Regions from separate parts of the Homo sapiens genome. Here region 2 is linked to region 1. A link is an interaction called in ENCODE POLR2A ChIA-PET data of the cell type or tissue named here. Cell type or tissue: K562. All regions are shown on one strand. Each heading gives the region's core, and the rest is flanking DNA. Links, peaks and the distances in the headings are about the cores only.

Region 1 (15,531 bases), core at 1-8,000:
CTCTGCCTTTGTCATGGCCAAGAGGTACAGTCAGGAACCCAGCTCAGAACTTACCCTCTCCCATTCTGAGCCCTGTGGGACATCCCTAGGGGAGATCAGCTCCCTACACAGGGACAGCAGGGGGAGAAGCCTTTGGATAGACAAGAACTAAGTCATCTGGGCAGAAAAAAACGGCTCATGAAATTAACCAGACGAGGCCGGTGTTTCCAGGAATATTTCAGTTCTGAGGTAACTGTGTCGTTGCAGGCTGCGGGTGGGGGGCAGGGGAGAACAGAAGGATCCGACGGCCCACAGAACCAGAAAGAGGGAAGGGTTCTCAGGAATCCAGAGGGAGAAGAGGTTAGGAGAAAAGAAAGGGGGGGTAGAAGGACAGGGCTCTGCCCCTGCTATGACAGCTTCCACTCTGGGCAAAGCCATGCCCGTGTCTCAGGCAGCAGGAGGGAAAGCAGCGTGGGGTGAACACCTGCGGTTTAGTCGTGAGCTTGGGAACCCAACACAGCTCGCCTGCCTCCTGAGGAGAGTGCGTGGTGGGCTTCCTGGAGCCCTCATCCATCCTCCCTCAGGCTCATGTTGTGCAGGTGGACCCCGGCCACTGGGGCTGTGTCCTAGGTCCCCCTCTCCCCCTCCCCACCAGTCCTGGCCCCCAGCCCGGCCCCCGCCCCAGCTCTGCCTCTGGCTGCTGCCCACTGATTGTTTACATCCCGTCTTCTCTGTGTGTTTATAAATCCGGCTGAGCACGTGAGGAGCTAACGAGTACAGCTCACGTTTCCTGCAACAGCCCCCCACCCCCGGCCAGCCCCTAATTCCATCCAGATCCCTGGGCCCTAGGAACCAAGGCTCTCCTCATGAACACACACACACACACACACTCTCTCTCTCTTAGCCCAAGGAAGTGACTGGCCACCCAGACAGCTGCACAGGCAGGCGCACCCGTGAGCACATGTCTTTAGCCACTTTAGCCAGCTGCCCCTCAGTCCCTGGCCTGGACACCCCCAGGCTGACCTTTCCCAGTGAGGGTGAGAGTTCAGCCATGCAGATGTGCCAGGGTGCTTAGGGTGGTAGGACAAGTCAATGGGAGTCTCTGCACCTGGGACTATAAGAGCTACGCTAAGAACTGTAAGCCCTAAATGTTGCAGCCAGGGAGGCACTGCAGAGCTCCAGAGGTGGGGCATGGTGGCCTCAGGCTGGGCTGAATATGGGAGCCAGGAGGAAAGGCCAGACCAGGACCAGCGCTGGCTGCGGTTGGAGGGGTCTGTTGAGGGGAATTGAGGGATGGAGTGGGTTAGGCGGGCAGAGTGGGTGAGGAGTGGGCTAGGGATGGAGTGGGTGAGGTCCAGGCATTGTGACGGTAGGAAACTGCCCCAGGGGCGTGTCCTGACCTACCTTCCCAGGCAAAGGCCCACAGAAACCCATCTTCCTTCCACCCTCTGGGCTGCTGCTTTCCCCTCTCTTACTTATCTCCCTTCTGCCTTTTCCTTGGTTCCTTTTACCCCAGGCCACTGAGAAGTAGCTTGGTGAGTGGGGACACATGGGCCTGGGAATTGGGAGACCTAGCTTTGCCACCAATTCGTCTGGTGACTGTGGGCTTGCACAAGGAGGTCACATTATGCAAGCTCAATTCCTCCTAGAGGAAACACACGGGGCTTCATCTCTCCTCTCCTCTCCAGCATCCCCCTTTGTGCCCTTCTCCTCCAGCCTAAATGACAGAGGTCACTGAGGCCCAGGGGAAGAAGCTGAGGGTGGGCCAGCCCCACTGCCTTATGAAGTCAGTAACCAAGCAAGCGAGACAGGAGTTGGGCTTTGGCTGGAGTGAGAGGGTTCCTGATTGTGCCACAAGAGGGCCATGGGTGTGCTCAGGGAGGCCAGCGGGGAGCCAGGGGGGAGCCCAGCAGCCCACTGAGAGCCAGAGGCAGGAGGAGCAGTGAAGGAGGAGTCCAGGGCAGTGGTGGGTGAATTGGAAAGGGTGTTGTTATCAAGAGGGGCGTGGGGGGGGAGGAGAGTGCAGGAGCCAGGTGTGCACAAGAGGTGGGACGTGGGGAGGAATGTGAAGTGTCAGTGAGCCAGTGGCTGGTGTGCAGGGGTGGCGTGCAGGGGTGGTGTGCAGAAGTGTGACGGACAAGAGTGTGGGTCTGTGAATGAAGGGGACAGGGAGCCATTGCACCCATCAGCAGTGTCACTTCTGGGGCTGCCGGGTGACAATTGCCATCTCTGCTTCCTCCCCGGTGGAGCGTGTGGCTCCAGGGCAGCGAGGGTGTCTGAGCTGGCCAGGAGCGCGTCTGGTCTGTTAGGGGAATATGTACTCGCATCCTGTCCGGTGTGAGGGGCAACGTGTGCTCCCGAGCTGTGGCGGAGGTCAGTCGGGGTCAGTGAAAGCACAGAGGTGTCCCTGGGTTAGGGTCAGAGAAGGAGGACCCAGTAGAGCAGCGTGCCCAGTGCCCCCCACCCCTAGCCTCTCTCCAAGGCTTAGCCTCCACCCGCCCGTCTCCCCTCCTCTCCTGGTAGCCCCTCACACCCCGGGGGGAGGGCCAGGCTGGGAGCTGGGGGAACAGGGGTCCTCTGGGATTGGGAGGGTCTGTGGGGAGGGCTCCAGAAGCCCAGCACGGAGTTGTGGAAAGGAAGGCGGGTGGGGAGAGCAAGCATGAGGGGACCTCTGGCGAGCCCCGGGGACTCTTTCGAAGGTTTCCTTCGAGGGGCTCGGCCGGGAAGCTGCACGGCGGCGGTTGCCAGCTGGCCCTCCCTGCTGGCGGTGACCTCTCGCTCTGGGACCCCTCCCGGCGCTGCGCCTTCCCCCTGTGTGGCCTCGGCGCCCCCGGCCCCGCCCCCTCCCGCTCCCGCCCGGTCGCTCCTTCCCCGCGGCGGGGGCGGGGGCGGGGGCGGGGGCGGGGTCCGGGGCACCGGGCTCCGGGCTCTGCCCGGCGCTGCCCTTTCCCGCGCGTCAACTCCCCTCCTGCCCGGGCTGAGCGGCTGCTCCCGCCGCTCCCTGGCCAGTGACAGACTTTTTCCTGCCGGGTCCGGCCCGGCTGCGCCAGCCCCCCGCCAAACAATAATCACTCCCAGGCCACGGTGGCCCGGGGGACTCGCGGCCGCCGCCCGCCGCCCCTACCTGCCGCCGGCTCCCCGGCCGTGGGCACCATGGAGGGTTCCGGCCGCGCGGCGCGTAGCTAGGAAGCCGCGAGTCCCGCGGCGCGGCTCGGCCCGTCCGGCCCGGCCCAGCCAGGCTCGGCGCTGCCCTCCGCCCTCCTCTCCGCCGCCCGCCCTTCCTCCCGCCCGCCCTCCTACCCCTCCCGGCGGGCCGGGGAGGGAGAGCGGCGCGGCCCGAGGTGTCGGCCTCCCCTCGCCTCCCGCCGCCCGGCCTCGGGCTCCCCCGGCCTCCCTCCCTCTTCCTCTCCCAGCCCCTCCTCCCACCCGCAGCCTCGCTCCCCGCCTCGGACTCTCTGGCCCCGACTGGTGCGCGGGGCTCTGGGGCTGCGGCTCCTACGGCCCGCCTCGCTGGGGCTCCAGGTTGCCGCCTCCCCAGGTCTGCGATCGTCCGGGCTCCCCGCCGCTCCCGGCCACCTCCTGGCCCCGCCGTGCGGACTCCAGGAATGCCGCGTCCCCGCCCGGCCCCTCTCGAGGGCGCCCAGCCGTGCCTCCCCCGGCCCGAGCCCAGCTCCCTGGCCCGGCCCCGGCGCGGGGCTCCCGGGGGTCAGGGCAGGACGGGAACCGGATCTCGTGGCTGCTTGGCGGGGCGGGGGTCGGGGCCTCGGCCGCCTGGCTCCTACCTGCTCGGAGGTCCATGGGGCTGGGGCCGGGCCGGCCGGGTGCGGCTCCTCTCCCGGAGGCTGGCGGAGTGGGAGGGCGAGCCGCGGCTCCGGCGAAGCTTTAATAATCCCATCCGCCAGGCCCACTCGCAGGTTTTTTTCGCTCGGTTTCGGATTTTTTTTTTTTTTCGGTGTGGGACATTCTGCAAACTTTTTTTTTTTTTTTCTGACGTGTAAAGCTGTAACCACAAATTGTAGCGGCCCTCCCCGGGGTGGGGGTAGGAGGGGGGAGGAGGGAAGGGAGGGCTTCTGGGGCTCCCTCTCCCTCCCACAGCACCGAGGGGGGGTGAGGTGAGGCGAGGCTGTGGCGGTACCACCCTGGGCCTCCTGGGGGAGGGGGCGGGGAGGCCATCAGTCCGTCTGAGGACTCCCAGGAGCCGGGGGACAGCGCCGGCTTCGGGTGGGCTTCTCCCCAGGCGTTGGCCTGGGACACCGCCCCCTGCCCCCTGTCCCCTGCCGATGCGGGGTCCCTGATCCAACCTACCTCTGCCTGTGCGAGGTCCCTGCTCCCACCCTACCTCTGCCTCCTCATCTCTAACCTTCCCTCCTCCTCCCCCTTGAGTAAATGCAATGACACATTCTCCCAAATGCCAGCGAGCTGGCCTGGGAGCAAGTGATGGTGTTTTTCCTGCTGCCCTTTGTCTGGGCTGACCGCCCCCCCTGCCTATTGTCCCGCCGCTTGTCCCATTTCCAAAAGCTAGAGCTAAGCGAGGCGCTGGGGCTGGGGCAGGTGACTAACCAGCTCACAATGCCCCCTGCGGGGGAGGAAGAGGGCACTGCAGGCCCACTGCCCGGCCCAGAGGCGAGAAGAGGCCACTTGGCGGGACTTTTTCCCTCAAGTTCACAAGGTTCTTCATTCTTCCTCCAGTGACCAGGGAGAATGTACATGGGTGGGGGATTTGTAATTCATTAATCAGCACGAGGCAACGGACCAGTTTCAACACCACAGGCTTCTTGGGTGACTCAGCGGGAATGCTCCGATTCAAGGCGATGGACCGCCCGAGCGTCCCCATTTGTGAAATGTTTCCCCATGAAGACCCTGGCATTCTCCTTCCTTTGGGGTTTCGGGTTGTTGGTTTTTCCGGTGGTGAGGTGGGGGTGGCTTAGCGGTGAGGGCTCCCCCTCCTTCCCGCAGGCCTGGGTTGGGATTTGCTGGGCAGGATACCTGGGGGTATGCCTGGACCCTCCCAGAGGGGGTCCCCTCCTCCCTCTCCAAGGGCTGCCGGGGAGAACACGCTCAGAGGAGGCAGCTCTAACCCAGGGCTGGGGACTGCCCTGCTTCATGATTTTCCTGGGGGAGAGTCATGTGGTCCCCAAGGCTTGGGTGCCCTATAGCCACACCACCAATTAAATCACTGGGTAATAAGTTGCTTTTGTTGTTGTTTATTTATTGTTTCAAAGTGGGAGAGGCCAGTGGTGGGCCAGACCTGGAAGGTGATGCCTCTCCCTGGAGTGGCATCAGAGATTTGTCTCCCACTCCTTCCTGGTGCCCCTGGAATGGGAGGGCACTCTGCCAGTCCAGCCCCAGCGCCTCCAACCTGTGGCCTGGGCAGGCATCCTGATCATGGCCAGTGCTGGGTCCCAGGGCAGCTCTTCCCTTCTCTGTACCGCGAGCACTGAGGTGGGGGGGTGGGGGGGGTGGGGAAGAAGTTTGTTTTCAATTACCTCACTGGAGTGGGACAGACTTTGTTGTTGGGTTGGTTTTTTTTTTTCTCTCTCTCTCTGTCCTTTCTTCCTTTTTTTTTTCCTAAACAAGGAGAAAAAGGGCTGGGAAAGGAGAGCTGGCTTGGGGTGGGGGGCAGGGGACTTTGAGGGACCTCAGTAGCAGCTCTGATGAAAACTGCCTGGAGGGACCCTTGTGAAAAGTGCTCAGGGCCTACCTCTGCCCCCCCCACCGCCCCCGCACCTCCTCCCTGCCCCCACCAGCCAGGACTCTGGAGTTTCAGTGACATTCCTGATGGATGAACCCAGTGATTTCTTGATGCCCATGCCAAGGTCAAGAAGGCAGATGCCCATGGGTGCATGGCACGGAGGCCAGCCAGGAGGTCCCCCTAGCTGCTACCCTTTCAGAGGGAGGGGGCCAAGAAGGAGGGGAGAGGGAGAAGGGGAGCCGCTTCAGCCTCTCCCTCCGCCTCGAAGCCGCTCCTTGTGGAGTCTGCACAATGTGGTTTGGATTTGGCTGAGCCCCTCAGCACCTTATAAAGCACCTTGCTGAGTCAGGGAGAAAGCAGCCCCAGTGTCGGGGGAGCGGAGGGGAGGGGGCGCTGAAGAAAGGGGCGGGGGCGAGAGAAGAGGGGTGAGACCAGAGAAGGGGCAAGACTGGGAAGGAAAGAGGAGACACAAAGAGGCAAATGGGTGGGAGTGAGAAAGAGGGGAGGAGGGAGCTGGGAGGAAGAGGGGGAAGCAGCGGATGCGGGGAGAGGAAGACACTGAAGCAGAAGGTGGGAGTGGACAACGCCATCCCCAGCACACATCCACCTGGGGCAGCCAGAAAGCACTGGTTTGCAGGAACTGAGGGCTGCAGCTCTGAAACAGGGACCCAGGCCAGGTGGGTACAGGGACAATTGGCTTTACACACAGCCCCCCAGTCCCCAGTTTGTCTTTGAATCTTAATGTAGTGACCCCGAAAGCTGGGAAAGTTGTGTTCTCCCTCTGCCTCTTGGACTTGCCTCCCTGCCCTCTCCCCTCACCTAGTGGGGGCCAAGCCTCTCCCCTCCCCTCCCCCACCTTCCACACTGCCAAAGGGAAAAGCAGCTCCATCTCCAAGCTGCCAGTGCCCCTCTGCCATGCCTGGGCAAAGGCAGCAGGCTGGGAGTTGCCAGTTGGGTTGGGTCGGGGGCTGGAATAAAGACTGTGCCTTTATCCTGCCAAGTCCCTAAATGGGGGTAGCTGCTGGGGTTTGGGGAAGAAGGAAGAGAGGAAAGACGGAGCAGGAGTAGCCCCTCCAAGATTTCCGTGGGATGGGGCAGGACAGGTGGCTGCCCTCTGATTTCCAGCTGGAAATCAGGACCTTGGGAAAGTTCCTGCTCCCCTGTGGCTCTCAAAAAGAATCTTGTTAGGGGCCCTTCCAGTGCTAACAATCTGGGGTTGCTGGTGGGAGGGCACAGCTTAGAGGAGACGCCAGTCCCCCCAGCTCCAGACAAGCATGGGAAAGAGAAGCGCTCCGTCTGCTCCAGGGGTACATTGTGCAGGCACTTTCTCAGTCTCTGCCAGGTCCTGTTAAGGACAGAGAGAAGGCAAGGAAAACCCATCCCTGCTTTTAGGAATGTCACAGTTGGGGCTTACATCTGTAATCCCAGCGCTTTGGGAAGCCCAGGCAGGAAGATTCCTTGAGGAATTTGAGACCAACCTGGGCAACATAGAGACCCCATCTCTACCAAAAATTTAAAAATTAGCCCAGCATGGTGGCGCATGCCTATAGTCCCAGCTAATCAGGTGGCTGAGGCTGAAGGATTGCTTGAGCCCAGGAGTTTGAGGCCGCAGTGAGCTATGACCACTACACATGGTCTTTGTTTCCTGGGGCAACAGAGCAAGACCCTCTCTCAAAAGAAAAGAATTCCACAGTCTAGGGACACTCATTAAACTGTCTGACATCAGCCATAGGTGGCAGTGGGTACATTTAGGGCCAAGGAGGATGGTGGGAGGAGAACTTCCTGGAGGAGGTAGAGCTTTGGGGTAGAAATGTGGATGGATTGAGCTAGAAGAGCAGTGGCAACCACAGGCAAAGTGCCAAGGTAGCACCAGGTACAGCTCAGTGTTCCCTGCAGCAGGCACAGAGCTACTCTGGGAGTCAGAAAACCTCCATTCCAGTTGGCCAGTGTGACCTTGGGACAAGCCTGTCCCCTCTCTGTATGATGGGGTCTGACCACCTCTGCCCTCCTCTCCATGGGATGGTGGGAGTAGTCCGTGAGCTGACGAGGGGCCACTGGCTTGCTGCCTTCTCTGGCCTTTTAGACTCCAGGCTTCACCATCCACAGGGGGGTGGCAGGTCAGGTCCTCAAGAAGTGTGGCTGGCTGGGGGCCAGAGCTGGCACCAGGTGATGACTGAGCTGCCCTCCAAGGGGGGAGGGTGAGTCAGTGTTGGCTCAGGGACCGGCTAGTGTCCCACCCTTCCTCCCCACATGGTGACATCCCCAAGGAAGGCTCTCCAGGCACCCAAAACACCATGTCGCACACAGCTGCACAATTAGCACTGATGGGACCCTGGCCCAGGGAGTGTCTGGGTTCCTGAACTAGGGGAGCCTCTAGCTGGCCCCCTCCTGACAGGTGTGTTGGAGAAACCCACAGAGGTGAGTAGGGACACTCACTCATTCATTCATTTGTTCACCAAACATTCCCTAAGTTTTGGTGCTGGGGACACAGAGAGGAGCCCTAGGGGGTGGGGTGGAGGGGCGGAGGCTGACCTGCGTGTTGGGAGAAGAGGCAGATGCCTGCTACAGTGACTCCTCCAGCCTGCTGTGATGCTGGTATTTCTCACTGACATTTATTTTGCTGAAATACTAACAATAGTTTACGCGCACGCAGCTGTTCCCCACATCAGGCACAGTGCTAAGGCTTTCGCGGGCTATTTTATTTCATGTTTGTTTTTTTTTTTTTTTTTTGAGACGGAGTCTCGCTCTGTCGCCCAGGCTGGAGTGCAGTGGCACCATCTCAGCTCACTGCAAGCTCCGCCTCCCGGGTTCATGCCATTCTCCTGCCTCAGCCTCCCGAGTAGCTGGAACTACAGGCGCCCGCCACCATGCCCGGGTAATTTTTTTTTTTTTGTATTTTTATTAGAGACGGGGTTTCACTGTGTTGGCCAGGATGGTCTCGATCTCCTGACCTCATGATCTGCCCGCCTCGGCCTCCCAAAGTGCTGGGATTACAGGCGTGAGCCACCACACCCGGCCTAGTTTATTTCATCTTTACAGTAACTCCGAGACAGGAGCTATCATTTCCCTACTTATACATGAGGAACCTGAGGCTTCATAAGACAGAGTCACTTGTCTGAGGTCACACAAGCCTGGCAGTGGTAGAACCAGGACTGGAACCCAGTGCTATCCAACTTCAGCAACATGCTCTTTTAACTCCACCATGCAGGTGCCAGCCTGGGGAAGAGGGCCAGAGGCACATCTTGAAAAGAGGAGTCCGGGTGCTGGGAACAGACTTCAGCAACAGCAGGACTTGGTTGAGTGCCCCTGGCTATGAGGCATCTAGCCTGGCACAGCTGGTCTCTTCAGGTCACTCAGATGTTGCTTGGGGCATAAAGAGAGTCCTCCAGTGCCTGGAGAGTCCTGGCCTGGAGCACAGGGAGACCTGGGTTTCCTGCCCACCACCGACCCCTTACGTGAACTGGCAATGTGCAGATGGGCCAGGTGCCTCACATCGTCTTCCCACACTGGAGGGCTCAGCTAGAGCTCTGGATTCCATTAGCAGGGAGTTGGGAATCCTGGAATGAGCATTAAACTGGGAGTCAGATGACCACCACCCCCGCCAGCAGAACAAGAGCAAGGGCTTCCCTTTGCTTCCTGAGGGCAAAGTGAGCCCTAGGTAGGTTCAGAGGTCCCACCCAGGACATTCCCTGGGATTCGGCATCCCCAGGAGGAGGCCCTCCTTTCCACTGCCTCGTGTGCACACCCTCCAGTGTGCGTGTGCAGGCACCACTGGGGCCCCCGAGGGCAGGAGAGGGAAGGAAAGGCAGGGTGTGTGTGTGTGTGTGTGTGTGTGTGTCTATGTGTGTATGCACACACTTTCCCTTGCCCTCCAGTAGACAGGAGTCTAGAGGGCCCTGCCTCACCCTAAGCTGGCTGTGATGTCAGCGGAAACCCAGAGGCAGAGGGCCTCTTCTGACCTCAGCAATGGCCCTACCCTGCCCTGGGTCCCCACCCACACCTGACCCAGCTCAGGCTTCCCAAAGGACTCCCCCCAACACCCCCTGCTTCCCGGGGAAGCCAGAGAGAAGCTGAGAGGAACGGGGCCTTCTGCCTGTCCCTCTCCTGCCCTAGCTGGGCGCGGCCTCCTCATCTGCCAGGGTGTCTGAGTGACGGGTGTGTGGAGGGCAGGGCAGAAGGGATGCCCCCAGGTGCCCCACTCCTCCCTCGCCCACCAGGAGCTTTCCCCGCCGTTCTCCCAGGATGTTCCATTGCCCTGGCCAGCCCATGCCGCGGGCTCTGTGACTCCGTCTCCCCTGGCAGAGAAGTGGGGTTGCCTCTCCCTGGGCTGGAAGATCTTTATCCTGCCCTGCTGAGTCATGCCGGCTCCTCCCGAGCTCTCCTCCCCTCCTACCCCGCTGTCCTCCCCTCTGTCAGGCTTCTCCCAGCTTTCTCCAGACTGTCTGGGCTCCCGCTCTAGGGGCCCCTGGGGTCAAAGGATGGACACCGCCTTCCCTGGGGCCATCCCAGTGATGGGATGTCCCATCTCACGGGCCTGCCATTCCAGCACCACTGGGAGAGTGCCTGCTCCGCCTCCACCAGCTGTGTGACCCCCACCAAGTCTCTAACCCTCCACACCTCTGTTTTCTCCATGTAAAACTGAATGAGGGACAACTGAGTGAGTATAGGTCAAATTGCTGGCACTTAGAAGCAATCAATGATGTTTTATTTATTTATTTATTTATTTTTGAGACAGAGTCCAGGCTGGAGTGCAGTGGCATAATCATGGCTCACTGCAGCCTCGACTTCCCAGGCTCAAGAGATCCTCCCACCTCAGCCTCCTGAGTAGCTACAGATGGATATCACCATGCCTGTCTAATTTTTTGTATTTCTTTTTTCTTTTTTTTTTTTTTGAGACAGAGTCTTGCTCTGTTGCCCAGGCTGGAGTGCAATGGTGCGATCTCGGCTCACTGCAACCTCCAACTCCCAGGTTCAAGCGATTCTCCTGCCTCACCTTCCTGAATAGCTGGGATTACAGGCGCCTGCTAATTTTTGTATTTTTAATAGAGACAGGGTTTCATCATGCTGGCCAGGCTGGTCTCGAACTTCTGACCTCAGGTGATCTGCCCGCCTTGGCCTCCCAAAGTGCTGCGATTACAGGCATGAGCCACCACTCCCGGCCAATTTTTTTGTATTTCTTTGTAGAAACAGGGTTTTGCCATGTAGCTCAAGCTGGTCTCAAACTCCTGATATCAAACAATCTGCCTGCTTCAGCCTCCCAAAGTGCTGGGATTACAGGCGTGAGCCACCTCGCCCAGCCAATAATGTTAAAGAATCTTGTTACCTACCCCTCATACCGTATCCCTCTGTCTTTGCTAATGGTGTCCTCTCTACCCACAATGCAGCTGCCCCTCGTGAGCTCCCCATGGCTACTCATCTAGACCCTTTGTTCTTCTGCCTTCTTCCTGAAGCCTGTCACTGTCATCCCAGCTCTGCTCCCCACCACAGACTTCACTCTCCAGGGCCCTTGCTGCTCTCCACTTTGTGTTATAAGTGCTCTCTAAGGACCCGTCTCATCTCTCTCCTCTTTTGTCCCCAAGAGATTCTTGTAGGACTTCAGTGGGTTGAAGAGGGCTGGAGGTGGGAAGGGTGGAGTCTCATGGCACAGTCAGCTCTGAAGGCATGAGAGAAACCAACCAGTCTTGACCCAGCCCCGTCCTAGGCTTTCAGGTTGTCTAGAAGACATGGGTGGTTTAGGTCTATGAAGAGCTCAACCACTTTCTTTTTTTTTTTTATTTGAGACAGAGTCTCTCTCTGTCACCCAGGCTGGAGTCCAGTGGCGTGATCTCGGCTCAATGCAACCTCCCCCTCCCGGGTTCAAGCTATTCTCCCGCCTCAGTCTCCCGAGTAGCTGGGAGGCAGGCACCCACCATCATGCCCAGCTAATTTGAGGCTCACCCGCTTTCTAGCACCCACAGCCATCTTTCTGAGGCCCACCTTGTGGTCCTTAACAGAGCACTCTGTACATATTTCCGTTTTAGCCTTTGACTGTTGCAAGATTTCAAAATGAAACAGGAACTTAAGGAGATATACAAAGGGCTATGATGCAGAGAAAGGAGAGGTCAGAAGAGGGAGACGTCGGGAGATTTTGGAGATACGGCAGGGAGAATTTGAGTGGCAAAAAGTGGGGGGCCACACCTGACCTGGAACCAGGACAGGAGCTGGGGAGGAGCTGGCATTCAGACCCATGGAATCCCGTCACCTCCCAAAAGCTTTTGGAAGCCCCTGCTATATATGCCTTGCTGAACAGTGTGGACCTACAGAGAAACACAGCCTGCCTGCCAGGGACTCGGGAGCTGGTGGGACAGTGGGCAAGATAACTTCAATACCAACTAGAGATATGGGCGGCCTGCCAGGAGGCTCAGTGCAGACAAGGGCACCTGGAGCAGGCCTCCTCCAGCCTCCAGCTCAGCAGGGAACTTGAGAAAGATCCCTGGATTCTTTAGCATCAGAAAGCCCAGATCTACCACTTATAAGTGACCTGCCTGGGCAACATAGCAAGATCCCCCCCTACTTCCCCAAAAAATTAGCCAGGCATGGTGGCACACACCTGTAGTCCTACCTACTTGGGAGGCTGAGGTGACAGGATTGCTTGAGCCCAGGAGTTCAAGGCTGTAGTGAGCTATTGAGCCACTGCACTCCAGCCTGGGTGACAGAGTGAGACCCCATCTCCAAAAAAAAAAAAAAAAAAAAAAAAAGTGAGCCTCTTAGCCTCACCAAACCTCCAGGGTTCGGTGAGGCCCAGATGAGATAATAAAGTAAAAGGGCTTTGCAAGCTCCGGAGCTCTAAGGAGACGGGAGAGTCCTCTGATCTCCCCACGGTGTAGGCTATCGCTCCCATTTACTGAGCTCTTCCCAATTCTCTGGCACTGCAGTGAAGCATTTGAATACAGCACGCAATCTCACATAGCCCTCCTGAGGCCGGTGCTGTTGTAGTTGCCATTTTACCATGGGTAAACTGAGGCACAGAGTTATATAACTTTTCCAAGTTACACAGGCAGGCAGCCTGGCTCTGGAGCCACCCGGCTCTTAATTAGTAGCCTCCTCCTCACCCTGCCCCTAGTTCCTAAAAATCTCCTCCCTGCCCCCATCTCCCCAGTAATAAGCCTGTCTCAGCCTGGGAGGATGCCCTCTCTGTCCCCTTCTGTCCCACCCCGCACAACATGAGCACAAAACTGCCCCCACAGAGGCCTGCCCAAGGCGGATCAGCAAGGTCTCTGTTCCCGAAGCTGGGACTGGACACGGTGTCTGTCTCCCTCTGCTGGTCTCTTAGGGGACAGCCCAGCCGGGATGCTTTCCCTGAAGCTGGTGGCACCTTATCTCTCCCCAACAGTGGATGCTGAGTATTGGGGAGGTTGAGGAAAAGGCCAGGGACACAGGTCAGGCTCTAACTTACGGGACTCCACGTTGCCTCTTGGGGTCCATGTTGCCAGAAGCCTGCCTCTAACAGGAGTGCAAAGGGGGGTCTTAGGGAGACCGGGCCACCTCCCTGATGCCTGCCCTGGGGGACGGGCCTCAAACAGCCTCCTTCCCCTTCTAACCCATGAATGGAGCCATCATCCATGGATGTATCTAAATCTTTTGTGAAGCTGTTTCTATTTCCAGCTGAGACGACATCTTGGGATAATGAGTTCCATCAGCGTCCTCCCCTGCTGGGTGAAGCACACTGCCTTTTATTTGTCCTAAACTTACCTCACTTGCGCTCCAAGGGGGCCTGTAATTCCAGTGTGCCAGGTTTTGGTGAACAAGCCTGAACTTCTCCCTTCCCATCCTCACTGTGGGTTTAAAAAAATTCATCCTGGCCGGGCGCGGTGGCTCACGCCTGTAATCCCAGCACTTTGGGAGGCCGAGGTGGGCGGATCACGAGGTCAGGAGATCGAGACCATCCTGGCTAACACGATGAAACCCCCGTCTCTACTAAAAATACAAAAAATTAGCCGGGCATGGTGGCGGGCGCCTGTAGTCCCAGCTACTCGGGAGGCTCAGGCAGGAGAATGGCATGAACCTGGGAGGCGGAGCTGACAGTGAGCCGAGATCGCGCCACTGCACTCCAGCCTGGGCGACAGAGCGAGACTCTGTCTGAAAAAAAAAAATTTCATCCCATCTCCCCTCCACCTCCAGCCCTGCAGACTCAAAAGACCTGGTCCCTCATCTGCGCACAGTGCCTGGCAGTGTGGGCACATCCATTATCTCATGCCAGGCTCCAGCAGCTTGGGAGGAAGGCAAGGGCTCACATTCTCCTCTCAAGGCAGAGGACACAGAGGGCCCAGAATCATGGGGCCAGCACGTGGTGCCGCTGGAGGCAGCAGTAGCAGCAGCCTCTCTCCAGAGCCTCTTCCCCATGGGCTGACTCTTCTGACCTTAACCAAGAGTCTTCTTTTTTTTTTTGAGATGGAATCTTGTCCTGTTGCCCAGGCTGGAGTGCAGTGGAGGGATCTCTGCTCACGGCAGCCTCCATCTTCCAGGTTAAAGTGATTCTCCTGGCTGGGCGCAGTGGCTCACGCCTGTAATCCCAGCACCTTGGGAGGCTGAGGCGGGTGGATCATGAGGTCAGGAGATCGAGACCATCCTGGCTAACACAGTGAAACCCCATCTCTACTAAAAATACAAAAAGTTTGCCGGGCGTGGTGGTGGGCGCCTGTAGTCACAGCTACTTGGGAGGCTGAGGCAGGAGAATGGCGTGAACCCGGGAGGTGGAGCTGACAGTGAGCCGAGATCGCGCCACTGCCCTCCAGCCTGGGTGACAGAGCGAGACTCTGTCTCAAAAAAAAAAAAAAAAGTGATTCTCCTGCCTCAGCCTCCTGAGTAGCTGGAATTACAGGTGTGTGCCACCACGCCCGGCTAATTTTTGTATTTTTTTTTAGTAGAGAAGGGGTTTCACCATGTTGGCCAGGCTGGTCTTCAACTCCTGACCTCAAGCAATCTGCCTACCTTGGCCTCTCAAAGTGTTGGGATTACAGGTGTGAGCCACCGTGCCTGGCCAAGAGTCTTCTGAATATTTGCCAGTTTCTGGACAGCAGGCCTTTTCTCTGTAATGTTTCCTTGCGAGACTTTCCTCCTGGGATCCTTGTGTAGATTCACCCTAGCTTTGTCCAAGCTGATGGTTTGTTTTGTCTCCAGTCCCGGCCCAAGGATACTGTAAGGATGACTCGAGCTGGAGGGGCAGGACGCAGCAATCATAGTCGCAGCAGTGCTAACAGCAGATTCTAAGAGCTGCGTAAATATTAAGTTACTCCTCACAACAGCCCTTTGAGGTGGAAACAGGCTTGGAGAACATAAGCAACTTGTCCATTTTTGCACAACTTGTTAAGTGATGGAGACTGCGGCTAGGCTGGATTCAGACCTACACGGGCTGGCATCCACAACTGCATTCTCAACCTCAACAGACAATCGTGGGTTCAAGTCCCGAAACCTCTCTGAATTCCGTACTCTTCAGTCATTCAGCACAGACTTATTACACCACTGCTGTGTGCCAAACATCATTCTGATTTCTGGGAGAAATGCCAGGGAACAAGAAAGGCAGGGGCAGAGCTTGGCTGGGGGGCTGGCAGCACTTGGAATGCCACAAACTCATTACAAGCAGGGCAGGTACCCTGCCAGCTCAGAGCTGCCTTGCCTGCCTGGTTACCCCACAGTAACCATACAAATGCCAGTCCCTGTGTGTGCATGATGAGAAGAAAACAAGCCAGAGTAAACTCCTGAACCCTAAACTCCTCTACTCCTCTGCCCCTTCTGACTTTTAGTTACCCTGATCTGGAAAAATGCCAGCCATGAGTAATACTGTCTGTGCTCCTTTGTCTGTAAGGAGGGCTGCATGGGGA
Region 2 (13,591 bases), core at 1-8,000, 98 kb after region 1:
GTTGCTGGGCTGGGGCCCTTCCTCACTCCCTCCCGGGAAGAGAAAAGCAGGCCTACACAACCATTTGCCTGGCCGCCTGGCAGCTGTTCACCTGGCCCTCTGCCCTCCCCGCAGAACGGGTTTGGTGATTCACAGAAACCAGGTAGGAGGTGGGTGGATGCCAGGGCTTTGGGGAGCAGGAGCCTGCATAGATCCCAGGGAAAGGAGAGCTCCCAACTTTGGGTTAGGGTGGAGCTCTCATTCAGTGGCCTAGAATGGGAGCTTGGGAATTGGGGTGCCAGGAAAGGCCAGGCCCAGAGTTCCCAGGTTCAAGGCACAGGGTTCTGGTCCAGGTCTCCAAGAAAAGCAGCCTAGGGTTGGTGGAGGTTTTCTGGGAAAATGGGTTTTTCTGGTTTAGTGGGAGCCAAAGGGTGGGCAAGGACTGGTCATGTGAGAGGAGCTCCAGCTCTTAGGGGTGGTGGTGGGATTAGGGAGAGGGCTTTCAGAATAGAGAAAGGCGTGCGGGTTCCCATCAGCTTAGCTGGCCTGGGGCACAGGGGATGCTCCTGCGTGTGGGGCAAGGTCTGGTTCAGATACAGAGGAGCTCCCCCAACCCAGCGGGGGCCAGGTGCGAGTAGCCAGGATGAGTGGGGAATCCGGTTGGGTTCCCCAGCTGGAGCTGAGGGATGAGCTCCCGGGCCCGGGCACTGGGCTCTTCCCGGCTGGCTGGGGCCCGGTATGGGAACCGGGAGGGCCTGGGCAGGGCTCTGGATCAAGAGTCACGTCCGCGGGGCGGGGGGGCGGTCTCGCGCTTCAGCTGGGGCCTCTAGGCAGATGCTTCCCCGAGTTGAGGCCTTTGGGGCCCGGCCTGGGGTCCCGTCCGGCCGGGGGCAGGGGGTTAGGTGGGCCGGGCGGTTCACCTGGTAGCGCAGCCGGGACTGCTTGTCCTCGTCAGCCACCTCGAACCGGGCCCGACGCTCGAAGTGCAGCGGCCCAAAGCGCGCGACCCCGCTGGACTCGGGCCCAGGGCCCCCGTCCTCCAGGGACAGCTCGAAGGCATCATCAATGCTGAACTGGGGCCGGGCGGCGCTCATGGCCCCGGCCCGCTCAGGCGCCGTGCGCCGCCGCCATCTGCGCCCACACACCCAGCGTCGCCGCTGCCCCGCCCCCGCATGCCCCGCCCCTCCGACCCTGGCTCCGCCCCACGCGCCGGTCCCGCCCCCGTCCGCCCTAAGCAGGCCAGAGTTGCCGAGCCCTGAGCGGGCTGATGGGTGGGAGCCTCTTCCAGACGGAGCGCGCCCGCCCCGTGACGCCACTCAGTGGCCGCCATGGCAAGCGACAGCCCGTGCCGGGCTCGGACACATCCCCCAGGCGTGTATGTGCGGGGGCTTGGAGGGGCTTCCACGCCCCAACCTCCAGGTCCCTGACAGGGCCTTTTGCACCGCAGCCTGTTCCTCGAGTGCCAAGGAGACTCCTGGGAACTGTTTCCCCACCTTACTCACAACAGCCCCGCACCGGAGGGGTGCTCTCCCCATTTTTGCAAATGTGGAAACCGAGGCTCAGAGAGCTTATGTGTCTTCCAATTTCCAGTCAGTCTCCACGCAGCAGCCGAAGTGATCTTTTAAAACAAATCTTTTTATCTGCGTGTGTTATTCTGAAAACCCTTTTTAAAAATTTTGCTGCTGGCCTGGCTCGGTGGCTCACTCCTGTAATCCCAGCACTTTGGGAGGCCGAGGCGGGTGGATCACTTGAGGTCAGGAGTTCAAGACCAGCCTGGCCAAAAGGCGAAACCCCGTCTTTACTAAAAATACAAAAATTAGCCGGGCGTGGTAGTGCATGCCTATAGTCCCAGCTACTTGGGAGGCTGAGGCAGAAGAATTGCTTGAACCCGGGAGGCAGATGTTGCAGTGAGCCGAGATTGAGCCACTGCACTCCAGCCTGGGCGACAGAGCAAGACTCCGTCTCAAAAAACAAAACAAAACAAACAAAAAAACCTTCCCTTGGTTTTCCATTGCACTTAGAATAAAATCTGAACTCTTGGCAGGGCACGGTGGCTCACACTTTGGGAGGCCAAGGAGAGTGGATCACTTGAGGTCAGGAGTTTGAGACCAGCCTGGCCAACATGGTGAAACCCAGTCTCTACTAAAAATACAAAAATTAGCTGGGCACGGTGACCAGTGCCTGTAATCCCAGCTACTTGGGAGGCTGAGGCAGGAGAATCGCTTGTACCCTGGAGGCAGAGGTTGTAGTGAGTGGAGATCACACCACTGCACTCCAGCCTGGGCAACAGAGCAAGACTCCATAAAAAAAAAATGAACCGTGGTGGGGGGCGGTGGGGGTGGAAGAGCAGAAGTACTCTATGAATTAGGTGGACCTGGTTTCAAATCCCCATTCTACCACTTGTAAGTACTTGGGACTTTGGCAAACCCCTCATTCATTTCTGCCACAAGTATTTATTAAGCATCTATTTAGGGCCAAACACTGTTTTGGGCACTATAGATACAGTGGTGAATAAAACAGTGCAAAATGAGACAGTTTCAAGTGCTGTGTGATGCAAAACTGACTTTAGATTTCGTACTCAAAGATGACCTTTCCAAGAGGTGACATTTGAGCAGGAATGCCGATGATGAAGGAGCCAGCTGTGAGAAAAGCAAGGTTCAGTGTTTTCCTGGCACCAGGGAACAGCACGTTCAAAGGCCAGGAGGTGGGAAGGAGCTTGGCCTGTGGAGGAAGAATGTGAGAAAACCAGTGTGGCTGAGCAGCAAGGAAAGGGGCAGGCCGACTTGATGAGCCTGGGAGGAGTAGATGGGCCCCAGAGCCTTGAGAGCTTTATGGACCTTAGTCAAGAGTTCTTTTTTGTTTTTGTTTTTTTCGACACAGGGTCTCGCTCTGTTGCCCAAGCTGGAGTGCGATCTCAGCTCACTGCAACCTCCACCTCCTGGGTTCAAGTGATTCTCCTGCCTCAGCCTCCCGAGGAGGCTGGGATTACAGGCATGAGCCACAGTGCCCTGCCTTATTATTATTATTATTATTATTATTATTTTTGAGACAGAGTCTCGCACCGTCACCCGGGCTGGAGTGCAGTGGCAAGATCTCGGCTTGCTGCAACCTCCGCCCCCTGGGTTCAAGCGATTCTCCTGCCTCAGCCTCCCCTGTAGCTAGGATTACAGGCGTGATCTGCCCACCTCGGCCTCCCAAGGTGCTGGGTATGAGCCACCACACCCGGCCTCATGTTCATTTTATGGCCTCATGTACAGAGCTGAGTCAAGTCTACTTCTGTTTGTTACACATCAACACTATGAATAAGGCCCCTCTCGAGTTATGTTAATTCACTTACCCTCTTTCACTTCCCAGGTTCCTTCCTCTCCCCTGCCTTCCATCAGACCCATGTCAGCATGCTCAGTCGGCGTCCTTAAAGCCTGCCTGGCTCTGTACCATGTATGGCACTGTCTCCTATGTGGATGTGTTTGCAATTTACAAACATGATGTCATGCAGAAAATTCAGTTCTGTTACTTACACGTTTACATTTTTGCTCTCGATGCTGTTTTCCATATGCATTTGTTTATTGTTTCTACAGGCTACATGCATGTTGTACCATGTTGAGTGTCTAGCACCTTTATGATCCACCTCACCTCCACAGTGTTGTACACTCAAACTGGCCTCAACCCCGCCATCACAGGCATCACTGCAGTTAACATCTTCCTGCTGTCCCCTTATGGACTGTGGGAGAATTCCCCTTGGGGTAGGATTTCCAGGTTATAGGGCACACGCACTCATGACTTCACAGGGTACCACAGATGCTCTCCTGAGTGGCTGTGAGAGTTGACACTCCACCTGAGGCTTCTGGTTCTCTCAGGACTTGGTACCATCCAACTTTTTAATGGCTTGCCGATCTGATGAATTTAAAGTGGTACCTCATGTTCCTCTGGGTTCTCTGATGGCTGGAGAGTTTGAGCTGCTCTTTGTGCCCTTGTCAGCCATTGGGTGTCCCTTGTCTGTGAACTGGCTTTTCATATCTTTGGTCTTTCTTTTTGCTATTGGGTTTCTAGCCTTTTTCCACTAATTTGCATATCAACATATCTAATCATTAATTCCTTGCTGGTTTATGACCTTGCACATATTTCCTATCTGTCTGTCTTTGACTCTTTGTCTAACATGCTCTCAAAGAATAATCACTCCTTTTCAGGCTGGGTGCAGTGGCTCATGTCTGTAATCCCAGCACTTTGGGGAAGCTGAGGCAGGAGGATCACTTGAGGCCAGGAATTCAAGATCAGCCTCAGCGTAGCAAGGCTGATGCAGGGCAGGTGATCCCCAAAATTGGGGCTTAGCCCAAGAGAGTGCTTGGCTTCACCTGGGAAAGAATTCAAGGGTGAGCTGGTGGTGTTAGACAGCAACTTAAACATTTTTTAAAATTTTTTATTTTTTTAAGACTGAGCCTTGCTCTGTCGCCCAGGCTGGAGTGCAGTGGTGTGATCTCGGCTCACTGCAATCTCTGCCTCTTGGGTTCAAGCGATTCTTCTGCCTCAGCCTCCCAAGTGGCTTGGATTACAGGCGTCTGCCACCACGCCCAGCTAATTTTTGTATTTTTAGTAGAGACAGGATTTCGCCATTTTGGCCAGGCTGGTCTCCATCTTCTGACCTCAGTTGATCTGCCCACTTCAGCCTCCCAAAGTGCTGGGATTACAGGCGTGAGCCACCGTGCCTGGCCTTATTTTTTACTTATTGGAAAGCAACTTTTACAGAAGCAGCAGCGCACAGCAGCAGCACAGGCGTCGCTCCTTGTGGAGCAGGGCCATCCCACAGGCAGTGTGCCCCCAGCAGCTGCTCAGAGGCAGTTCTGCAGCCATATTTATGCCCACTTTTAATTACATGCAAATTGAGGGGTGAATTATCCAGAAATTTCTAGGGAAAGAGTGGTAACTTCTGGGCCGTCAGGTCATTGCCACCGAAGGGGGTGGTAACTTCTAGGTGTTGCCATGGCAATGGTAAACTGACATGCACTGGTCTTACGGGTCTTAGGTCTTATGGAGAGGTGCTTTCACCTCTTCCCTGTTTTATTTTTTTGAGACGGAGTCTCCCTCTGTTGTCCAGGCTGGAGTGCAGTGGCACGATCTAGGCTCACTGCAACCTCCACCTCCTGGGTTCAAGCGATTCTCTGCCTCAGCCTCCGGAGTAGCTGGGATTACAGGCATCCGCCACTACACCCAGCTAAGTTTTGTATTTTTAGTAGAGATGGTGTTTTACCATGTTGGCCAAACTGGTCTCAAATTCCTGGCCTCAAGTGATCCACCTGCCTCACCCTCCCAAAGTGCTGGGATTACAGGCATGAGCCACCATGCGCAGCATTCCCTGTTTTAGCTAGTTCTCAATCTGGTCTGGTGTCTGTGTCCCACCTCCAGAGCTGAGTCCTGCCACCTACCTCATTCCTCGCTCAGAGATTAGATACTCCTTCTTAATCTTAAGAGGGCAGCGGAAGGGCAGAGATCCATCTTCTGTAACTGCTTCCTGTTGAGTTTATGGGCATAGCCCCTTCCTAGCACTGGAGAGGTAAAAATCTCCAGATACCCGGTCGGGTGCAGTGGCTCATGCCTGTAATCCCAGAACTGTGGGAGGCTGAGGCGGGTGGATCACAAGGTCAGGAGGTCGAGACCATCCAGGCCAACATGGTGAAACCCTGTCTCTACCATCCTGGCTAACACAGTGAAACCCCATCTCTACTAAAAATACAAAAAATTAGCTGGGCGTGGTGGCAGGCCCCTGTAGTCCCAGCTACTTGGGAGGCTGAGGCAGGAGAACGGCGTGAACCCGGGAGGTGGAGGTTGCAGTGAGCTGAAATCGCGCCACTGCACTCCAGCTTGGGCGACAGAGCGAGACTCCGTCTCAAAAAACAAACGAACAAAAAAAAGAAACCCCGTCTCTACTAAAAATACAAAAATTAGCTGGGCATGGTGGCAGACGCCTGTAATCCCAGCTACTTGGGAGGCTGAGGCAGAGAATCTCTTGAACCCGGGAGGTGGAGGTTGCAACGAGCCAAGATCTCGCCTCTGGACTCCAGCCTGGGTGACAGAGCGAGACTCTGTCTCAAAAAAAAAAAAAAAAAAAAAAAAAAAATCTCCTGATACCCGATCTAAGGGTCCAAAAGACAGGATACTTTCATTACCCAGGTCAGTAGATGAATGGGTCGGAAGCCTTGTGCCAGCATTGTGTTTACCTGAAACTGTTGCAATCTCAAAGACTTACTAAGAGTTTAAACAACCACAGCCAAAAATTAGGAATAACAAGATGGCTATCAAAGGTCCTAGGAGAGGTAAAAAACCAGGTGAGACTCGGGAAGGCATTTTTGATAGTTGACCAGATATTGCTGGGGTTGGTGCTATGGTTCTATCTATGTAGCCAAGTAGCTTGTTCATAGATCTTTCGAATGTTAGCCTCAGTCTGTTTGGAGCTGGTAAGACATGTGCAGCAGGTTTTATTAATAACTGCACAAACTTCACCTTGTTCAGCTAGTAAATAATCTAATGCTAATCTGTTACAGAGAACTATGTTTGCCAAAGAGTCTAGAAATTCTTGAATTCCCTTTAAGGCCTGACCCGTGTTGGTGGCTAAGGATTCTAGGGTTTGAGTCAAGTTCTTTACGGTTGACTCGTGGTAAGCAAGGCCACCCTAGGGTGCCACCAGTCCTATTGTTGCCCTGATTCCCGCCAAAATTAATCCTATTGCTCACTTACTTCTGCTGTTCTTGGGTCTTATGGGGTTATAGACTGTGACCTCTGGAGGGGCAAGGGTAGCTATTGTACATTCGCCTCTGTTCCAAGTTTTTTTTTTTTTTTTTAGACAAAGTCTCAAAAAAATTAGCAGGGCATGGTGGTGGGTGCCTGTGGTTCCTGCTACTCGGGAGGCTGAGGCAGGAGAATCGCTTGAACCAGAAGGCGGAGGTTACAGTGAGCCGAGATTGTGCCACTGCACTCCAGCCTGGATGACAGGGCAAGATTCCCGTTTTTTTTTTTTTTTTTTTGAGATGGAGTCTTGCTCAGCCACACAGGCTGGAGGGCAGTGGGGTGATCTCGGATCACTGCAACCTCTGCCTCTTGAGTCCAAGTGATTCTCCCGTCTCAGCCTCTCGAGTAGCTGGGATTACAGGTGCCCACCACCATGCCCAGCTAATTTATATATATTTATATAATATATAAATATATAATATATATTATATACAATATATATTATATAATATATGATAATATATATAATATACATAATATAATATATTATATATATATTTTTTTGAGATGGAGTCTCTCTCTGTCGCCCAGGCTGGAGTGCAGTGGCGCAATCTCGGCTTACTGCAAGCTCCGCCTCCCGGGTTCATGCCATTCTCCTGCCTCAGCCTCCAGAGTAGCTGCAACTACAGGCGCCCGCCACCACGCCCGGCTAATTTTTTGTATTTTTAGTAGAGACGGGGTTTCACTGTGTTAGCCAGGATGGTCTCGATCTCCTGAGCTCGTGATCCGCCCGCCTCTGCCTCCCAAAGTGCTGGGATTACAGGTGTGAGCCACTGCGCCCGGCCAATTTTTATATTTTTAGTACAGACGGGGTTTCACCATGTTGGCCAGGCTGGTCTTGCACTCCTGACCTCATGTGATCTGCCTGCCCCGGCCTCCCAAAGTACTGGGATTAGGTGTGAGCCACTACCACTGGCCGCTCCAAACAACCAGTTCTTTTTCCCTCTGGACTGTGGTGCCATCTTTATCATACAGCAGTTGTAGAGCTGCCTACACATATGTATGTTCTAAGCTCTCTTTTTGGTTCCTTTTGAGAGGTGACAGCCTGCTGGCAGCCCTCACAGCCCTTGCTCGCTCTCGGCGCCTCCTCGGCCTTGGTGCCCACTCTGGCTGCGCTTGAGGAGCCCTTCAGCCCGCCGCTGCACTGTGGGAGCCCCTTTCTGGGCTGGCCAAGGCCAGAGCTGGCTCCCTCAGCTTGCGGGGAGGTCTGGAGGGAGAAGCGCGGGCGGGAACCGGGGCCGCGCGCGGTGCTTGCGGGCCAGCGCGAGTTCCGGGTGGGCGTGGGCTCGGCAGGCCCCGCACTCCGAGCGGCCGGCCCGCCCGCCGGCCCTGGGCAGTGAGGGGCTTAGCACCTGGGCCAGCAGCTGCTGTGCTCGACTTCTCGCTGGGCCTTAGCTGCCTCCCCGCGGGGCAGGGCTCGGGGACCTGCAGCCCGCCATGCCTGAGCCTCCCCACAGCCCCGCCGTGGGCTCCTGCGCAGCCTGAGCCTCCGCGACGAGCGACGCCCCCTGCTCCAGGGCGCCCAGTCCCATCGACCACCCAAGGGCTGAGGAGTGCGGGCGCACGGTGCGGGACTGGCAGGCAGCTCCACCTGCAGCCACGGTGCGCGATCCACTGGGTGAAGCCAACAGAGCTCCTGAGTCTGGTGGGGACTTGGAGAACCTTTACGTCTAGCTAAGGGATTGTAAATACACCAATGGGCACTCTGTATCTAGCTCAAGGTTTGTAAACACACCAATCAGCACCCTGTGTCTAGCTCAGGGTTTGTGAATGCACCAGTCAACACTCTGTATCCAGCTGCTCTGGTGGGGACTTGGAGAACCTTTGTGTGGATACTCTGTATCTAGCTAATCTAGTGGGGACGTGGAGAACTTTTTTGTCTAGCTCAGGGATTGTAAACGCACCAATCAGCACCCTGTCAAAACGGACCAATCAGCTCTCTGGAAAATGGATCAATTGGCTCTCTGTAAAGTGGCCCAATCAGCAGGATGTGGGTGGGGCTAGATAAGAGAATAAAAGCAGGCTGCCCGAGCTATCGGTGGCAACTGGCTCGGGTTGTTTTGCACACTGTGGAAGCTTTATTCTTTTGCTCTTTGCAATAGCTCTTGCTGCTGCTCATACTTTGGGTCAACACTGCGTTTGTGAGCTGTAACACTGACCGCGAAGGTCTGCAGCTTCACTCCTGAAGCTAGCGAGACCCTGAACCCACCAGAAGGAAGAAACTCCGAAAACATCCGAAAATAAGAAGGAACAAACTCCGGACACGCCTCCTTTAAGAACTGTAATACTCACTGCGAGGGTCTGCAGTTTCATTCTTGAAGTCAGTGAGACCAAGAACCCACCAATTCCGGACACACTTTGACCCACTTCACTAATTCTCACCAGTATCTTATCCTTGTCTGTACGGTTTTCGGTGTGGTTTAATGCAAGAGACCAAGCCCCTTCTCCTTGGTCATCTTGTTCAAACTTGACTTAGCTTTTCATGGACCTTTATTTTTTATAGAAATGTTACAAAAATGTTTTCCGAGTTCTTAAAAAATCCTCCCAATTTCTTTTTTTCTTTTTTTTTTTAATTGATCATTCTTGGTGTTTCTCGCAGAAGGGGATTTGGCAGGGTCATAGGACAGTAGTGGAGGGAAGGTCAGCAGATAAACAAGTGAACAAAGGTCTCTGGTTTTCCTAGGCAGAGGACCCTGCGGACTTCCGCAGTGTTTGTGTCCCTGGGTACTTGAGATTAGGGAGTGGTGATGACTCTTAACGAGCATGCTGCCTTCAAGCATCTGTTTAACAAAGCACATCTTGCACCGCCCTTAATCCATTTAACCCTGAGTGGACACAGCACATGTTTCAGAGAGCACAGGGTTGGGGGTAAGGTCACAGATCAACAGGATCCCAAGGCAGAAGAATTTTTCTTAGTACAGAACAAAATGAAAAGTCTCCCATGTCTACTTGTTTCTACACAGACACAGCTACCATCCGATTTCTCAATCTTTTCCCCACCTTTCCCCCCTTTCTATTCCACAAAACCGCCATTGTCATCATGGCCCGTTCTCAATGAGCCGTTGGGTACACCTCCCAGACGGGGTGGTGGCCGGGCAGAGGGGCTCCTCACTTCCCAGGAGGGGCGGCCGGGCAGAGGTGCCCCTCACCTCCCGGATGGGGTGGCTGGCCGGGCGAAAAAATTCTCCTGATTTCTATTTGGATTTCATTGAATTTCTAGATTAATTTCAGAAGCAATCACATCTTTGTGTTGAGTTGTTCTATTTATTAACAAGATACGTCTCTTCAGTTATTGAGATCTTCTTTTGTGTTATAAAATCTTGTTTTTCAGGCTGGGCACAGTGACTCATGCCTGTAATCCCAGCACTTTGGGAGGCCGAGGCAGGCGGATCACCTGAGGTCAGGAGTTCGAGACCACCCTAGTCAACATGGTGAAACCCTGTCTCTACTAAAAATACAAAAATTAGCTGGGAATGTTGGCAGGCACCTGTAGTCCAAGCTACTTGGGAGGCTGAGGCAGGAGAATTACTTGAACCCTGGAGGCAGAGGTTGCAGTGAGCTGAGATCGCGCCACTGCATTCCAGCCTGGCGACAGAGCAAGCCTCCATCTCAAAAAAAAAAAAAAAAAAAAAAATTTGTTTTTCTTCAAAAAGTTCTGAGTTGTGTTTGTATTTCCTACTTCATGGGTTTTATTGCTGTTGTGAATGATACTTTAGTCTCTCCCTTTTTTTTCTCTTTGAGTTGGAGTCTCCGTCGTCCAGGCTGGAGTGAAGTGGTGTGATTATGGCTCACTGCAGCCTCCGCCTTCCAGGTTCAAGCTATTCTCCTGCCTCAGCCTCCCGAGTAGCTGGGATTACAGGCATGTGCCACCATGCCTGGCTAATTTTTGTATTTTTAGTAGAGATGGGGTTCCACCATGTTGGCCAAGCTGGTCTTGAACTCCTGACCTCAAGTGATCTGCCTGCCTCAGCCTCCCGAAGTGCTGGGATTACAGGTGTCAGCTACCATGCCTGGCCCTTTATATTCTATTATACTTTTCAGTTGCTTATTGCTGGTGTGAAGAGTACTATTAATTTTTGTTAGCTTTTTTTTTTTTGGAGACGGAGTTTCGCTCTTTCTTGCCCAGGCTGGAGTGCAGTGGCACAACCTCGGCTTACTGCAACCTCCGCCTCCTGGGTTCAAGCGATTCTCCTGTCTCAGCCTCCCGAGTAGCTGGGATTACAGGCACCCGCCACCACACCCAGCTAATTTTTGTATTTTTAGTAGACACGGGGGTTCCACGATGTTGGCCAGGCTGGTCTTGAACTCCTGACCTCAGGTGACCCGCCCACCTCAGCCTCTTAAACTGCTGGGATTACAGGTGTGAGCCGCTGCGCCCGGCCGCTTTTTTTTTTTTTTTATTTTATCCCTGTAACATTGCTGAACTCTGGGTTTTTTGTTTCCGTTTTTGAGATAGGGTCTCACTCTGTCGCCCAGGGTGGAGTGCAGTGGTCTGATCATGGCTCACTGCAGCCTCAGCCTCATGGGCTCAAGGGATCCTCCTGCCTCCCAAGTAGTTAGAACCACAAGCGCGTGGTACCATGCCCAACTACATTTTTTGATTTATTTGTAGAGACAGGGTCTTGCTATGTTGCTCAGGCTGCTCTCGAACTCCTGGCCTCGAGTAATCCTCCTGCCTTGACTTCTAAAATTGTTGGGATTATAGGCATGAGCCACCATGCCTGGCCTTCTAATTTGTTAAAGCAGTCTATAGATTATGTTGGATTTTCTATACCGATATAATCTGCCAACAATGACAGTTTACTCTCGTTTCTTTTTCTTGGCTTATTGTTTTGGCCAGGACTTCTTTTTTTAAAAAAAATTAAATTTCTTTTATTTTTTTGGATATAGGGTCTTGCTCTGTTGTGCAGGCTGGAGTGCAGTGGTGAGATCATAGCTCACTGCAGCCTCGATCTCCTGGGCTCAAGGGATCATCCTGCCTCAGCCTCTTTAGTAGCTGGGACTACAGGCATGTGCCACTATGCCCAGCTAATTTTCTTTCTTTTTTTCTTTTTGTAAAGACTGGGTCTTGCTATCTTGCCCAAGTTGTTACTCATGGGCTCAAGCTATCCTCCTGCCTCAGCCTCCCAAAGTGCTGGGATTCTAGGCAGGACTTCTAACACTTACTGATCAGCATCATTCCTAGAGAGCATCATTGCCTTGTTCCTGATCTTGAAGAAATTGTGGATACTTATTCCATCATACTTAATTGTATGCAGCTTTTATCAACCTGAGAAAATTCCTCTTTGTTCCTAACTGTGAGTTTTTATCATAAATAGTCACAGAAGTTCATAAAATGCTTTTTCTGCATATTTTGAGATAACCATATGCATTTTCTCCTTTAGTTAACCGACGTGGTGAATTACAGTAATAGATGTTTATAATGTTGAACCATTCTTACATTCTTGGAATAAACTCTACTTGATCTTCATGCATTTTCTTTGGAAAAAAAATTCTTTTTTTTTTTTTTGAGACAGTCTCGATCTGTCATCAGGCTGGAGTGCAGTGGTGTGATCTCGGCTCACTGTAACCTCCACCTCCTGGGTTCAAGCGATTCTCCTGCCTCAGTCTCCCTGAGTAGCTGGGATTACAGGCGCCTGCCACCACGCCTGGCTAATTTTTATATTTTTAGTAGAGACGGGGTTTCACCATGTTGGTCAGGCTGGTCTTGATCTCTTGACCTCGTGATCTGCCCGCCTCGGCCTCCCAAAGTGCTGGGATTACAGGCGTGAGCCACCGTGCCAGCCCGGAAAAAAAAATTATTCTTTTTTTTTTTTGGAATGAAGTTTCGCTCTTGTTGCCCAGGCTGGAGTGCAATGGTGCAATCTCGGCTCACTGCAACCTCTGCCTCCCGGGTTCAAGCGATTCTCCTGCCTCAGCCTCCTGAGTAGCTGGGATTATAGGTGCCCGCCACCACGCCTGGCCAATTTTTGTATATTTAGTAGAGACGGGGTTTCACCATGTTGACCAGGCTGGTCTTGAACTTCTGACCTGAGGTGATCCACCTGCCTCAGCCTCCCAAAGAGCCGGGATTACAGGCGTGAGCCACCACGCCCGGCAAAAAAATTATTCTTAATTGTGGTAAAATACACATAACATAACATAAAATTTACCATCTCAACCGTTTTGAAGTGTATACTCAGTGGCGTTAAGTATATGCACACTGTTATGCAACCAATTTCCAGAACAGTTTCGTCTTTCAAAACAGAAATTCTACACTCATCAAAGAACAAGTCTCCATTTCCCACCCCCCTGCCCCCAGCCCTTGGCAATCACCATTCTGCTGTCATTTTTTTTTTTTTTTGAGATGGAGTCTTGCTCTGTCGCCCAGGCTGGAGTGCAGTGGCGCGATCTTGGTTCAATGCAACTTCTGCCTCCTGGGTTCAAGCGATTCTCCTGCCTTAGCCTCCCGAGTAGCTGGGATTACAGGCACGTGCCACCATACCCAGCTAATTTTTGTATTTTTCGTAGAGATGGGGTTTCTCCATGTTGGCCAGGCTGGTCTCAAACTCCTGACCTCAGGTGATCTGCCTGCCTTGGCCTCCAAAAGTGCTGGGATTACAGGTGTGAGCCACCGCGCCCGGCCCTGCTTTCTGTCTTTGTGAATCTGACTACTCTAGGTACCTTACATAAGTAGAATAATACAGTATTTTCCTGTATGTGACTGGTACTGTTATTTCACTTAGCATATTGATGCTTTTTTTTTTTTTTTGAGATGGGGTCTCACTCTATCACCCAGGCTGGAGTGCAGTGGTGCGATCTTGGCTCACTACAACCTCCATCTCCTGGGCTC

The links. ChIA-PET counts read pairs that join two places held together with the same protein. Peaks named below come from ENCODE experiments on the same cell type or tissue, not always from the same donor. Only the 100,000 strongest peaks of a DNase experiment are listed, where the experiment ranks them.
Region 2: POLR2A ChIA-PET joins it to region 1 with 12 read pairs; 20 of 35 experiments call an interaction of 5 or more read pairs at or near these places.

Annotation. Positions count from the first base shown.
Region 1 is chr11:67,369,763-67,385,293 of GRCh38, forward strand. It overlaps CLCF1 (cardiotrophin like cytokine factor 1), which reads right to left and starts at 3,836. Exons shown (of 3, transcript NM_013246.3): 1 at 3,762-3,836. The coding sequence starts at 3,777. All of the region lies in intron 2 of LOC100130987 (a long non-coding RNA gene), which reads left to right. RefSeq lists silencers at 3,225-3,564, 4,125-4,174 and enhancers at 9,612-10,333, 11,178-11,227. In K562, for the core only: CTCF peaks have their summits at 1,842 (motif pointing right) and 4,564 (motif pointing left); DNase peaks (open chromatin) are centred at 2,849, 3,359, 4,059, 4,649 and 2 weaker places; H3K4me3 peaks cover 3,186 bases.
Region 2 is chr11:67,468,120-67,481,710 of GRCh38, forward strand. TMEM134 (transmembrane protein 134) reads right to left here and starts at 1,132. Exons shown (of 7, transcript NM_025124.4): 1 at 900-1,132. The coding sequence starts at 1,073. RefSeq lists silencers at 717-856, 1,067-1,206 and enhancers at 744-1,368, 1,357-1,536, 9,262-9,812. In K562, for the core only: a CTCF peak has its summit at 1,290; DNase peaks (open chromatin) are centred at 832 and 1,222; H3K4me3 peaks cover 1,569 bases.